2 separate regions of the Mus musculus genome follow, and region 1 is linked to region 2. A link is a loop called in an ENCODE intact Hi-C map of the cell type or tissue named here. Cell type or tissue: left cerebral cortex. All regions are shown on one strand. Links, peaks and the distances in the headings refer to the core of each region. The heading gives the core; the rest is flanking DNA. Region 1 overlaps Ehd3 (EH-domain containing 3). Region 2 holds the start of Galnt14 (polypeptide N-acetylgalactosaminyltransferase 14).

The links. Hi-C counts contacts between places; a loop is a spot of excess contacts. Peaks named below come from ENCODE experiments on the same cell type or tissue, not always from the same donor. Only the 100,000 strongest peaks of a DNase experiment are listed, where the experiment ranks them.
Region 1: it touches region 2 in a loop (8-fold over the local background); 2 of 42 quality-filtered maps call a loop at or near these places.

The regions. Positions count from the first base shown.
Region 1 is chr17:73,827,625-73,832,007 of GRCm38, forward strand. Ehd3 (EH-domain containing 3) reads left to right here. Exons shown (of 6, transcript NM_020578.3): 5 at 422-586; 6 at 2,294-4,383. The coding sequence ends at 2,821. Among named protein-coding and RNA genes, the nearest start is that of Ehd3, 25 kb to the left of the region's middle. In left cerebral cortex, for the core only: no CTCF peak of the experiment used is centred there; DNase peaks (open chromatin) are centred at 2,515, 3,126, 3,580 and 4,002; H3K27ac peaks cover 1,355 bases.
Region 2 is chr17:73,709,673-73,714,055 of GRCm38, forward strand. Galnt14 (polypeptide N-acetylgalactosaminyltransferase 14) reads right to left here and starts at 779. Exons shown (of 15, transcript NM_027864.2): 1 at 259-779. The coding sequence starts at 387. In left cerebral cortex, for the core only: a CTCF peak has its summit at 440; DNase peaks (open chromatin) are centred at 470, 738, 1,702, 2,497 and 1 more place; H3K4me3 peaks cover 1,217 bases; H3K27ac peaks cover 1,592 bases.

The DNA.
Region 1 (4,383 bases), core at 91-4,090, 120 kb after region 2:
ACTGAGGTCCTTTCGGTAGGAGAGTGTGGGTGGTTATGGTTGCTGGCTCTGAATTAGATGGCCAGGTTGGAGCTTGGCTCCATGTCCACCTCAGTGATTCCTGGGAGGGCTAAGGTTTGATAGTTTCTGTGTTGTTTTCTACATTCACAAAATGAATGGGCTGGTGGAAGAGGAAGAGGAACAGAACATGAAAACCCTCGTCACCGTGCCAGACACCTTAGTGTTCAGAAGCTGCCACTGTCGGTGTCTACGACAGCAGTGCTCTCACCCCCTCCGCTGTGACCTTCCCTCTCCATAGTCTCACCGTACTAGCACGTGACTGTGAGGAACGAAAGAAGTAGTTTCAGAAGCAGGGTCAGGAGGAAGGGCTGGAAGGGCCAGTTCAGGCTCCTCCTGAGGTTGTCCTCTTCCTCTTTGTCAGGTCCACGCCTACATCATCAGCTCCTTGAAGAAGGAGATGCCCTCAGTGTTTGGGAAGGACACCAAAAAGAAAGAACTGGTGAACAACCTGGCTGAGATCTATGGCCGGATTGAGCGAGAACACCAGATCTCCCCTGGAGACTTCCCCAACCTGAAGAGGATGCAGGTAATGAGGGTCAGGGTCCCTACGGTTGGGAGACGGCATCTTACTAGCTGGCTGCCAGAAAATGAAGGAGCTCACAGAGCTCCTGGGAGAAGCCAGAGTCATAAGTCACAATCACTCACAGCAAATGCCATAGCAAAGGCTGGAGAGAAACAGCCCAGTTGTCCCCAAAGGCACAGAGCTGTGTTTGATGACACTGAAGACCTTACCTAGTGAAGGCCACATGTTCAACATATCCCAGAATTCCCTGGGAACAGCCTGTGGCCCACAGCATGTTTTTGGGTATGTTGCAAGCCCTTGAACCTAAGGCTACCACTTGGGATTGTGTGTTTGGGGGCGGGGGATGTGGTCTTCTCCAAAGTCATTCTCAGAGAGAGCATTTTCACCTGCCTTTTGTCAGCTGAGGTCCTTAGTATTTTTGCAGCAAAGCATTCACATAAGCATCACATAGAAAAGCCCGGAACCCAAGCAAGAAGCCGCCATGCCATTAGAAGCTAGATACATGCAGAGCTTTCCTGGCATCCATAAACAGGGCCTTCAACGGTTCTTGTACACAACTGCTGAGAACCCAGTGAAATATCTTTCCTGCAAGGCCCTTAACCTAGAGTCTTGCTCTGCTCCCCACAGAATCCTCTTTGGCCCAGCCATTGAGAGGAGGCAAGAAGCTTCCTGCCAGCACTTGCCTCTGAATTGTAGCTGTAAATAGCCTTTAAATCTTCGTCAGTGCCCATCCATGTTTAGTGGCCTTCTTCCCCACATAATGAGATTGCTGTGGCCAGACCAGGGCAGCAGTGGGCATCTATGGTCTTCTAGAACAGTTGTTCTCAACCTGTGGGTCACGACCCCTTTGCAATTTCACAGAGGTTGCCCAAGGCCATTAGAAAACAGGTATTTACCTTATGATTCATAACAGTAGCAAAATTATAGTTTTGAATAGAAACAAAAATAATTTTATGATGGGGGGATCAGCACAACATGAGGAAATGTATTAAAGGTTCATTAGGAAGGTTGAGAACCACTGTTCTAGAAGCAAGGAGAGTTGGATGTTCTAGGTTGAGGGTCTTTTGAGACTGCAAAGATTTTCAAACTAGAGCATCTTTCTTTTTTGATGTAGGTGGGTGGACATGTGAAGGCAAAAGAGACAGCTTTCATATAGTCTACATACATGCCTGTGCCTAGGTCAGTCTTTTGATATCCAGGAAATTCCTGGTTGAGAACTATAAGGTTAGGAACGACCTTTGGCTTTTGTTACGGTTTTAGTTGCCTTGGTTTCCCACCCCGGTCACTCTGGCCCTCTCACTAACTGTGACTAGTGTATGACTTCCCAACCTCTAAGAGCACCAAGAACAGTAGTTAGGGAGCAAGACTCCATCCCAGAGGACTACTGCCTTCAAGGTTCACCAATTAACAGCCAAAACTAACTTTGGAAGAAACGTCTGAGTTCCAGTTTGTAACAATATTTAAAGAGATGACAATAAACAAAACCAACACTAGTTTTCTTTGTTCCCCAGCTCCAGCTCTTATTCTGTTCCTTCATAAAAGACCTATCCTTAGCCCATCAGGTCCTTGCTCCCGTCCCCTCACACAGCCCGTTGCTTTCACTAGAAAGATAATTGGGCAAGGATTCTATCGTTAATAGGAGGCACCTTCCGTGATATGAGCATCTCCTTCCACTGTATTCTACTTCATCCTTTTCCTTTCTCTTCTCAGGACCAGCTGCAGGCCCAGGACTTCAGCAAATTCCAGCCACTGAAGAGCAAGCTGCTGGAAGTGGTTGATGATATGCTGGCTCATGACATTGCCCAGCTCATGGTGCTGGTGCGCCAGGAAGAGACCCAACGGCCTGTCCAGATGGTGAAGGGCGGAGCATTTGAGGGAACCTTACAAGGCCCCTTCGGGCACGGCTATGGAGAGGGAGCTGGGGAGGGCATCGATGATGCCGAGTGGGTGGTGGCGCGGGACAAGCCTATGTATGATGAGATCTTCTACACCTTATCCCCAGTGGATGGCAAGATCACAGGTGCCAACGCCAAGAAGGAGATGGTGCGCTCCAAGTTGCCCAACAGCGTGCTGGGCAAGATCTGGAAGCTAGCCGACATTGACAAGGATGGCATGTTGGATGACGAGGAGTTTGCCCTGGCCAACCACCTTATCAAAGTCAAGCTAGAGGGGCATGAGCTGCCCAGTGAGCTACCTGCCCACCTCCTCCCTCCATCTAAGAGGAAAGTATCAGAATGAGAGAGCCAGGTAACCTCAGACAGACAGTATCAAAAGAGAGGATAGACATGTAGACCACACACACACACACACACACACACACACACACACACACACACAACTTGACAGTCACACTATAAATGAGAAGGGTTCACCTTTGTCTGAGCACCTCTCCAAGTTCCCAGGGTTGGTAGAAGGGCAGCTTTCCCTCCTCTGTCTTAGGATATAGGCCTGTGTCCAAACATTCCCTCCATCTTCCATTCCCCCACAGACATGAGGCAGTTAACACAGATGGCCCACCCACTCTACCCCCAGTGCCTCCACATCTAGGCTCCGAGCAGATGGAAAAGGCTTTTTCATGGAATAGAAAATTTGCTTTATTTTCTATGCTTTTATTTTTTTTCCCTCTGGGGCTTCCTAAGTAGAAATTGACTCAGGGCCTGGGAGCTGTGAGGGAAAGGAGAAGCTGAAAGAGGAGGACCAATCTGAGAAACCTCCATAGGGCACTGCACCCCACACTTGAAAAGACACTGGCCTATGTTCTCTGTGTTTTTCTCAACCCAAGACTCTCTGTCTTCCTCAGTAAACATGGACCTTGAATTCTGCCTGCCACTTTGGGTCAAAGACTCACAAACAGGAAAAGAAAAAAGAAAAATTTGGTAGGAAAGCACAAGGAAGATACCCTGTGGTCTTCTTCAACAGGACATTGGATTGGTGGTTCATGGGTTTGTCCCCCACCCCCAGCGTGGTATCTCTGGATACTCAGTTTCTTTATACATACCAAGCCATTCCTGTGTGGCAAGAGCAGGGTTAGGCACTTTCTATGTATTAGTCCCTGTGGCCTTCATGAATGCCCTAGGCAAGTTTGCTTCCCTCCTGTTACTGCATTTTTCAGGTGAAGAGCCAAAGACTCAGAGTAGTTTAGGGTACCTTCCCAAACTCCGGGAAGTCCCAAGAAGAGAAGATTCAAATCCAGAACTTGAGACACCCCTCTGTCCCAGTTCTGTGATGGATGAAAGATCCCAGTGTTGCTACGTGGTGACAAAGCACAGGACAGTCTGAACACACAGCCCCTCACACAGCCTTCCAAAGCATCCAGGCAAGGGAGGGAGGGAGGTTCACCAGCCTTTGATGGGCCAACAATCTGACCATCTGTCACCTTGTAGAAGCAAACTGTGCCTTCTGGCCTGCGCCTCGTGTTCACAACATCACAGAAGACCAGCCAAGCCATCAGGAGAGTGGGCTGGACTGCTAGATGTTGTCTGTGCCTATTCCTGCTCAGCCTCCCGTTCATTAGCCTAAAGCATCCCAGCTCAAATTCAGCCCCAGGCTTTTACAAAGCAGGACTTCATGCTAATTCACAGAAGGCCATCTTGAAAGGACTGGGACCTTGTTCTCTAGAGTTCCAAGGACTCTGGTGTCCTTGGCAAAATTTCCATCATTCTCAGTGCCCTCTATCTCCTCTGTGGTCTCCCCCTGGCTTGCCCTATGCCCACTGTTGCAGTAGCTCTCTGCTACACTCCTACTGTGATGGAAAACAAAGCAAGTATAACTTATTTTGTATCTATGTTCAGACTATATCG
Region 2 (4,383 bases), core at 111-4,110:
GTTGGGAGCCCGGCTCTGTCTGCGAGCGCGCGCCCACCACCCACGCCCACTGCCACTTACACACGCCAAAGATATGGAGACGCCCCAAGCTTCTTAAATTCCACAAGCACCTCCCCATGGCCGCATCCCGCGCCTGTTCCCCATCGCAGCACCTCGACACCCCTGCATTTGAACCCTCAATCCCAGTGCGTGGACCACGCACCCTTCCACCTGCCAGTGCCCGGTGCCCTGTGCCCTGTGCGCCACGAAACGGCATACCTTGGGGGTCTGCACTTCGGGTCCCAGCGGCACCTCCAACTTCCTCTTGGTGACCCAGAAGAACAGCAGTACGGTGATCCAGAGCACCCCAAAGATGGGCAGCGCCAAGCGGCGAGTCAGCCGCCGCATGGTCCCCTCTGCCTGCTTCTCTTGGTGGCGACGCGTCCCTGGGGCACCCCCCGGCGGTCAGGGGTGGCGGGGCACGAGTCTGCCGAGCGCCTCGCTCTAGGAGAAACGCTGCTCCTGGGATCCCGATGTTGGATGGCGGGATCCTGCCCCGCCCGCTTCGGAGAGAAGCCACAGCCGGGAACGGAGCGGCGAGGGGCGCCGGAGACTAGAGACGCGGCCGGGCAGGGACGAGGGGCAGCTCAGCCCGGCGCCCGCTCCAAACGGAGAGCCGCGGCGGCCGCTGCGATGCTGCTGTGCGCCGCGGCTGCCTTTGCCCGCTGCTGCCGCGAGGGAAACTGACTCGAGCAGCCGGGAAGGTGGAATCCGAGGCTGTGCCCGGCACCCCCGGAGGAGCACGAGGAGGAGGGAGCGCGGAGGGAGGGCGGGCCCGACAGACAGACTGACTCCGAGGGAGAGCGGGGCGGGAGCGAACCGGGCTCTGAGCGGGGGCGCTACCGCCTCCCGCCGACCGTGGAGCACCCTGCGGTTGAGGGACCTTGGATGCAGCTCTGGGACCATCCTGGGCTAGGGTTGTGCTGGGAGGGGTTGGGCGGGGACCGGTTATAGGATACTGACTTGTATCAAGCAAGCTGATACTTAAGGACTAGCCCGCGCCAGGTGAGGCACTACCGGGGAGGAGTTTCTGTTTGCTGCGGGGCTCTGCACATGGTGCTCACAGGAGGGTTCGCTAGCCGGGAGCCATCACTGGGATAGTAGGGTTGGTTGACCCAGATGTTGTCTCAAGTTCAGACTTGACCATTTCAGGGCCAAGGTCGAGTTCAGCCATCTCCCCAGGGTATTCTTTGCCTTTGAGCAGGTAGGTGCCTGGCAACTTTCTCTTAATGGAAAACTGAGCTGGTCTAAATTTAACTCGAAAGATGTCCTTTTAAAAATTAAGGCAAAAGTAAATCCCTGAGGATTTTTTTTTTCTCCTTGTAAAAATAAGCCCTTTTTCTGGGGCTTGCCAGAAAAAAAGGGTCTAATGTTAGCACAACCACCGGAAGTTTTGTGAAAGGTGGCCCTGGGGTGTGTGGGAGTAGCTCCCCAAATCCCTTTCCCAGTTGCCTTTAAGGAATACATCTTCCAGCTACAGACTAAAGTCACTTGGATTTAGAGACAGGAACAGTTCTGACTCCAGTTTCCATACAGGCCTCAGGTGGGCTGGATGAATTTCTAACCATATCTCTAGAATAGGGAGGTGTGGTTTCTAGCCTAGCCTACCCAACCAACAGGGCAAATCACAGCGTCAGCCTCTCCCTTCCTTAAGTCTTAAGACTGTGCCTCATCTTCAGATGTGAATGCTGCGTTACCTCAGAGTTCAGAGAGAAAAGGTGGAAGTTTTTGCGAAGTCTGCAGAGCCCTGGCCACTGGAGTCCTTGTTTTAGTTACAGGGATGCTCCAAGTTTCTCCAAGTGAGAATGACACCGAGTGGCCCAGCGGCATGCTCCCTGCTGTCTTCACTCACAGACTGGAGCTTAGTATAGGGGTAGCACCCACACTCGACTGCAGGTGAGAAAGGTACCAGTCAGTTCTCCAGAATTCCTCCTCCAGTGCCATGGAGCCCTCCAGACACTTGCTCAGAAACAGAGGTGTCCCCCACCCCCCAACAGCTCCGGTGTTTGATACCTTGTCTTTCGGCCATAAGGCAAAGGCTCTGGAGCGGAGATGTAGGTAAGAAATTTGAGGTTGGAAATCAATCAGCCAGAAAAGGCTTGTCAGCCCCCAGAGCCCTGCTGGCATCTCACACTTGTCTCTATTGGACCCGTAGCCTCTGAAAGGTTGGGTCCACTCTCTCCAGATGTTGTTTAAGCAGGCAAAGGCCTCGGTGAATAACTGTCCAAGGAGCATTGGCGAGTGGCAAGAGCACCTACTCCCGCAGCTTTCTGAGCTCTCTGGATCTCTTCCAAGAGCCTCACCCTAGAGTCCCAGTCCTGGGCCTGCAAAGTGTTCTGTGTCAGCTCTGCCGAGAACCTCCCGAGCAAGCTGTAGACTCGCTGATGAGCGCCAGGCAGGAGCTGCAGCAGCGGAGTCCATTGCTCAGCGCTTTGTGGGGCTGTTTCTGAGTAACAGATGGCAGACAGTTACACAACACCACCGCCAAGCTCCTGAGATGGTGCAGCCTCACACGCCTGCTTCACTCAGACTGGCATACGGGGAAACCAAGGCCCTGGGGTGAAACAGCTCCGCGGGAGAGTACGTAACACTGGGAAGAACAAAGATATTCTTCTAAAGCTCTTGCTCTTGAATCACTATTTTGTCCTCCTCTCACATGGGGAAGAGTCCCTGGGCCTTGAAAGATTTCTAAAGGCTCCGATTTTGCTAAGTGCAATTAACCGACCCAACTATAGAATATGTTGGTCTAGGCTTTTAGGCCAGTAAGTGCCATTACAAATGGGAGGACACTACAGGTGAGTCTTCTAAGTTTTGGAAGCCAGAAAAAAAATCTCCAGGCAGGTCCCAGCATGGTAGGTCTCACTCCAGTGTATCTTAGAGTTCTCCAAGCTTGGGCAGATAGTCAAAGTTCTTTTAATAACGGAGTTAGGGGCATGGCAATGACTCAGTCTGTACAGTGGTTGCTTTGCAAGCACAAGGTTCTGAGTCTAATTCCTAGACTCACTTAAAGAAAGAAACTGAATTCTTGTACACCCACCGCTGAGGAGGCAGAGACGGGTAAGTCAATACAAGTTCACTGGCCAGCTATCCTAGTCTGCTTGAGAAATTCCAGGCCAGTGAAAGACTGTGTCTCAAAAACACAAGATGGATGATACTGAAGAAAAGCACCCAAGGTTATCCTATGGTCTTCACATGCCTGTGCACATACACTCACACAAGAAAACACACACATACACACACATCAGCCTAAACAGCACAGAGCCCTGGTGACCCCACAGGGTAGATGAGCTATATCATTGGTGACTAACCCAAACTACTTCTTTCTCATCACAACCAAGATAGGGAGAAAAATCTCTGAGCAATTTTGTAAGAAAACAAAACAAAATAAAAATCTGCTCTGAATTAGGAGTCTCATTCCACCTAAATAGAGCCTACCTCCTGGTCACAATTCTTCAGCCCGTTCGTATCTCTGAGGTCCAATTTGCCCCTGTGTAGTGTGACATTCTTACAGAGAACCCCCCCAACCCCCAACCCTGGGCTGAAGCATTTAAGGGTCTAGCCTTTCTTTATCCCCAAATTTGGACTCTCTGTGGCCACTACTGTCGTTGTGAAGTTCTGTATAAGCCGTTCTCTCCTCACAGGCGAAGACATTAGAGAGCAAATTGGGTAGTGGAGCAGATGTGAGTCATTCCTGTTAGTATAAAAACTACGGAATAAAACCCATTATGGCCCCCAGAAAGCTGTGTGAAGCAGCATATGGAGCAAATGTAAGCTGGAAACAGGAGGAAGCTGTGAAGTCCGATGCATATGCTCTCTGGCAGCAATTGCTGTGGGTTTTCACACTTTGCCTGCATTTCCCTTCGCTGTCCGCCTGTCACCAGTCCTTCGGCTCACTGCAGAAGCAGCAGCCTTTGTTCCCTTTGGATCAGACTCCTCAAGTCCCTCCTCCCTCCCCACCGTGAGTGAGTTCAGGGGTGTGTGCGTGTGTGTTCTTGCACACGAGTGGCTATAGGCGTATCTTGCCATCTTCGTACCTACCTGACCTGCCGCCACCTGTGAGGTGCCCCTGATGTCAGCCTCACCAATTTTGACCTACTGGAGCTAGGCCTCTTCTGGGCCAGGGGGAAAGGTGAATAGGGGGCCAGGCAGATGGCAGCTCAGTAAGATGAGAGGCTTGCATGCTGCTCCAGCGCTGGCAGGGTTCCCCAGCAGAAAAAAGAAAAGAAAGGAAAAAGAAAAGGTGATAGGGAGAATTCAAAGATGTCTGTCTTAATTCCACAGCCCTCCAGGCACAGTCTTTGAACTAACCCCTGCAGTGGACCCTATTCAAGTGTTAGCTGTAAA